2 separate regions of the Homo sapiens genome follow, and region 2 is linked to region 1. Evidence: chromatin contacts called from ENCODE Hi-C or POLR2A ChIA-PET data. All regions are on one chromosome and are shown on one strand. Each heading gives the region's core, a stretch centred on a gene start or an enhancer-like site at or near the end of the contact. The rest is flanking DNA. Distances are from core to core; before and after follow the strand shown.

What was found. Hi-C counts contacts between places; a loop is a spot of excess contacts on that map. ChIA-PET counts read pairs that join two places held with the same protein, here RNA polymerase II (POLR2A). Pooled maps may share reads with other maps.
Region 2: a loop to region 1 is called in a pooled map, with 2.0 times the contacts of the local background. The contact joins two enhancer-like sites. A Hi-C loop is called at or near these places in 4 of 168 maps with a recorded cell type or tissue (K562, astrocyte of the cerebellum, head of caudate nucleus and 1 more) and 4 of 50 pooled maps. POLR2A ChIA-PET finds 5 or more read pairs at or near these places in 1 of 52 experiments (GM12878).

What each region holds. Positions count from the first base shown.
Region 1 is chr9:14,476,658-14,479,357 of GRCh38, forward strand. It overlaps a transcript of NFIB not described here. Among named protein-coding and RNA genes, the nearest start is that of TRH-GTG1-6, 44 kb to the left of the region's middle. Within about 2 kb of position 1,416, at least 2 of the 41 ENCODE cell types and tissues checked have a DNase peak (open chromatin) inside an H3K27ac peak, as active enhancers do.
Region 2 is chr9:14,514,533-14,517,288 of GRCh38, forward strand. It overlaps LOC124902120 (a long non-coding RNA gene), which reads right to left. Exons shown (of 2, transcript XR_007061419.1): 2 at 1,705-2,756. It also overlaps a transcript of NFIB not described here. Among named protein-coding and RNA genes, the nearest start is that of TRH-GTG1-6, 82 kb to the left of the region's middle. Within about 2 kb of position 1,464, at least 2 of the 41 ENCODE cell types and tissues checked have a DNase peak (open chromatin) inside an H3K27ac peak, as active enhancers do.

The DNA.
Region 1 (2,700 bases), core at 166-2,665:
TTTAGTCATCTGTACAAACATTGAGAAGTTAAGCTTTCAAATAAAAAAACCAACAACCAACCAAAAGACAGCAAGAAAACCCGGTAATCTCTGAGACTAAAACCCTGGGGTGAGATAGGTGCCCACAATCTCTTCAATTGTTGAAAGACCAGGACCATTTCTCAGACTTAAACCTGGAATGTTCTTAGAAGAAATGAAAATGTTTCACATTCAGAATGATAGGAAGAATAAATATTTGTTAAAAATAGCATGTTTCATGGATTATAGCTCATAATGTTTGAGCTGATAAAGACTAAAGCTACTTCTTATTATATAAAGAATTTGAATCTCTTAGTACTTTAAATAAATACCAGAATATATATGATTTCTTTGCTTCTAGGAATACTTGTAATTGTTAAGTGCTCATCTTGAGTTCAATGAAAAGGCAGAGGATGTTTAAAATTTCTTAAAATAATAGCATCTAGCTGCAACCAGTTCCCCATATGACATTCCATTCTGCCTGAGGCAGTGTGTAGGGGATAGCATTCCATAAAGGTGTGGCATTAGGAGAAGTGACTGCTTACCAAGTATGGGACAGCATTTTCTTTCTTTGATTACAAAATAACATATGCCTATGATTAAAAAAAGAAAATAATAAAGTAGTATATATAAAGTGAAAATTAAAAGTCCCCCTCTGAAGTGACGGTAGGTATTCCAAATCTTTTTCTGGGTATATATAAGTGAATGTATATCTAAATAACAAAATGTCACCTATTCAGATTTCTCAATATCAGAACCATCCAAATAATGAGATTGGCCTAAAAGGATTTTTTTGAAATGCTTATCCATTTAAACTATCATGCCGAGTAATAATTGAGGAGTAATTCCTCATGGTATGTGGCATATGGTGGGATGTGCTGGTTGGTTGCCATGGAGATTCATTTGGTGGTATATTGCGAAGTGAGGTTGGTGGCTGTTCTGGTAATGCATGAGTTGGGCTGGTTCAGAGTTATTTCTATGTTGTAAAAGCAATAAAGTTTAAAGTACTGAAATGAAAGTATACAAATACATTACACATCCCATTCTTACTTCATAATCCATATAATGGAAAGTGGAGAACGTATTCAGAAGATGTATAGATTGGATTAAGGTTTTGTTTTGTTGTTATCATTGGGTTCTTTTGTAGGTAGAATATCTAGATTCGTTAATCTAGCCACATTGCAAGCATTTTGGCAAAAAATAGTTCTTCTACTGTATTTGTAATCCTGATGTTGGCTGATGTCTTCCAGACCCATAAGATCTAGATGAACAGCTTGAACCACCCCACCCCCCATTCTATGCCCTGAGGAAATCTAAGGTTCTCCTCAAGATTTCTACATATTTTCAAAGATTTGATGTGCTTCCAAAGCCAAGAAAGGCTCCCTATTCTCTGGCTGCTGTCTCTGTTCTGCATTGTTGACTTATATGGTCAACTTGGCCCCTTCCTGGATTTAGGCATGCACACACACCTACATATTCACACAAAGCATTAGTGACTTTAGTGACGATTTGAGGATTATTGGCCAGACTTCCTACTAGGAAGCACACAGCAAGCTATTTAAAATCACTCATTAACGACTTCACTTCTTAAGTCTTTTCCTCCATCTTGCTTCAGGGAGAGCTACACTTGCTTTTGCCTCAGATGCTGCTAGCCCCTCACCTTCTCTCTCTCTCCTCTCCTTATCTTTTCTGCTGTCATCTCCTTCCTTCAAACATACAGAACAGGTTAGACTTCTTTACTTCCTTCTGCAATAGCTGCATCTCCAAACATATTAAAGTACTGAGTAGAACACCATTTAACAGAGTCTACCCTAAAGAGATCTTGTATAAAAATGGGAAAAATTTATTACATTTATATAGAAATCACTTGGGTATTGTTATATTTTACAAAATGGGACAATATAATACATATTATTACGCAATTTGCTTTTTCAATCTCTCATCAGCATATCATGAATAACATTTCAGGGAACTTAAATCAACCTTACTCTTTTTAATGGCTGAGTATTACTCCATAGTGTATTATATTTAGGAATCCCCTCTATCAGTATATATTTAGCATTTCTCTACAATTTTTCACTCTTATAATGATGTAATGAATATCCTTGCACATGCATATTTTCACATTGCTATGAGTGATTGCTGCAGGAAAAGCCCTAGAAGTGGAATTATGGTCAAGACATAAGCATATTTAAAATTTTGATAGACTCTCTCAAATTGCTCACAAAATAGCATGTGTATTCATTCCCATCACCAGGGTGCACACTCACAAAGGATATTTGTAAAGCCTTTTAGAACAACTTTAAACAGTTGCTGGCATATTACATCATCCTTGCAGATGTTAAATAGTTGGGATTAGACCAAGAAATTATTTGTAAACACTGCCACCTAAACCCACTGCAAATCTACATGACAGGGAAAAAATATTGGAAATAAAACTAAATAGAGATCCCAGGTCCCTCACCCAGTGAATAAAAGAGAATCTAAGTCTAGTTAGAATTTTAGTAGGAAGCTAATCTTACAGACAATCACTGAGGAAAGGCACAGAAAAGCACCCTTGTGGGGGATTGCAGGGGGCTCTGGGAGTGCATGTAGATACCAGCAAGTAGCAGTGACATCATCTTCTTCTTTATATGGGAAACACCCTCATGGTACTGAAACCCATACTAGCAGACTTCCAAA
Region 2 (2,756 bases), core at 214-2,713, 38 kb after region 1:
GGAATCTTACCTCTAAAGCTAATTCCAGGAAGCATTTATCATGAAAAACCTAAATAATGGTATGTTAGAGAACTGAAGGAGATGTGGGTCAATATTTAACACCCATATTGCTTGAGAGATGGCTGAATTGATCTAATCTGGTGTGTGCTGAAAGGTCTTTTTCAGCTAAAATATTCTTTTTATTAGCCTCCTTGATTACTTTTTTTAGGACACGAATTCTCAGTTTGGGTTGCTCAGTGAGCAGCCCAAAAGCTGGCTGGGAATTTTTAAAAATATACCAATGCGTGGGTCTTCTCTCAACCAAATGAACCAGAATCACAGTGGATTTGAAAGACTTGGGCATCTTATAAAATGACCTCCAGATGACTCTAGTATGTAGCCATAGTTGAGAACCACTGGGCTAAGATATTATATCTCCTTAAAGTACCCAACAGAAACGGCATACTTAAACCATTGCACAGAATCTTAGCTATTAGCTTTGAGTCATCTGCCAGTTTAGCAGAGAATTGAGACTAAAAGGCTAGGCTCTGGGACAGATACACTTTATTGCACTGCAGCTAGAATTGGGGGCTGGGATGGCGGTTGTTAGAAAAAACTTGGAGATTGGAGACCTAGCCAGAAGGATAGAACTGGACAGGTACAAGCATAAGGGGCATTGGGAAGCTATCGCTAAGGTAGGGACATTGGGGCATAGGGAAGACCCCGTGGGCAGGGAATCAGATGGAGGAAGTGGGTTGCAAAGTGGAGAAGGAAGAAAAAGGGAAGTAATGTCTTAGCCAGGGCCTAAAATGCACAGGATGCTGTGCTAAAACCTTCTGCAGACCTGAGCTCTCCGAGTTCTCACAACAAACCTGTAAAATAGGAGCTCCATGTTAAAGTGGGGAAATTGGGGTTTAGAGCCATTAATCAACTTTTCCACTAACTCGGTAGGCAAGGTGGATTTCAATCCATGAGTGTTCCTCTAGCCAGGTGTTTCTCTAGTGTGGTGCCAGGAACCCTTTGCATCAGAGTCACCTGGGGCCTCACCTCACCTTCCCCAGACCTCCTGAAACTGAATCGTGGGCCCAGGAATGTGAGTTTGTGACAAGTTCTTGGTGTGATCATTCATTATGCCTCTGAACGTCTGAGGCCCAATGTCCTAGAACCCAGCTTTTGTCAAACTTGAATGAGCCTATGCATATCCTCGGGGCCATGCGAAAATGCAGAGGCTGACTCAGTGGGTTGGGGGTGGGGCCTGAGTTTCTGCATTTCCCACAAGCCTCTAGACGATGCCAAAGCTTTGGCCACCCAGAACACATTTTAAGTAACAAGTTCCTCTACCATGCTGCCCGACCTCATTCAGGCTAAGGCCAAAGCCTGAATCCCAAACAGTCAGGATTCTGCGAGCAGCTAGACTAGCCTGGACATTCAAAGGCTGTGACTGCTAATGGCTGCTCAGCTGGCTTCCCTCCAGGGGAGCGGCTCCGCTTGCTCATCTGTCAGAGGGAGAAGCCAAAGCCATTGGCGAGCACCTGCTCCGAGCCCTCAGGAAGCCAGCGCTGAATTTAGCCCCACAGCAGCCGAGCTGCCCAGAGACAGGATTTGCAGACAATTGCCTCGAACCACAGTCAGGCGCAGGCCCCAGCACACGGCCTGTAACCAATTCCACAAATGCCAAATGACTGGCCCTGGAAATTGCAAAGAAAATAGCTAGCCACCAGGAGGTGGGGGTTGAATCTTTTTATTATTATTATTTAAATCAGTACAACATTTGGGATCTATTACCAGTGATTTAAGGTTTGCCCAGTGTGTGGGCTTTATGGGATTTCCCCTTTATTTGGGAGTATTTCAGATTCAGGAGTTTAATTCTGTTACCTTCTTTCCTTGATCACAAAAACAAAGGCACTGACCGATAACTTGTTACTCCATAAGGAACGAAATTGTGTTTCTCTGTTATCTCAAAAAAAAGGCTTGGTTCTTTCTGAAAAATTAATCACCCTATCTTTTACACATTTAAGCTCCTTGGCATTGCATGGGAAATTATCTGTTCCACACTTGAATCAAGCAAAAGCAAGTCCATATGCCCGGTCCTTAATCTCTCTTAGTTTTCTTCCAATTAGATGCAATCTTTTTCCAATACTCTAATTAATACTTCCACATTAAATATTAGGCCTTGTAAGAGAAAAATCATCTGTAATATAGTCGTATCAAGCCAAACAGGATTTTCAAGCTCTTGCCCTTAATCCTTCTTTCAATTTTCTGCCATTTAGAAACAATTTTTCCCCAACACTCTAATGAATGCAAATAATATTCGTGATTAGTTAGTATTATGCTAATCTGAGCCTGGAATTTACCTAAATCTGCATGGTGTTGTCTGAGCACCAGATTGCTTTGGGTTTCTGAGGAAAATTACATTAGCCTGCCAGATGCACAAAACATGATAGAGTAGAAATCTGAGCAAATAATCAAGATTACATTAGTTTTGTTTCTTAATGAACAACTGTTGGCATTAGGGATTACAGACAAATTATGGGTTTCCTCTCTGAGCTCAAGCAGCTAAGCAGCTGTTGTGAAGGTCCCCTTTTTCTGACTACCCCTAAATAGATTGGGAGCCACTAGGGCAGGAGGAAAGCATCTAAAATTTCACATAATTTAATTTGTTCCATTACAAAGTAATCATCACTCCAAGGCCCACAGCTAACCTCCAAATTTCCCCCCACCAACCTCTCTCTGGAATGCAGGAGCAATTCAAGTGAGTATCTGGGGCAGAAACTCAA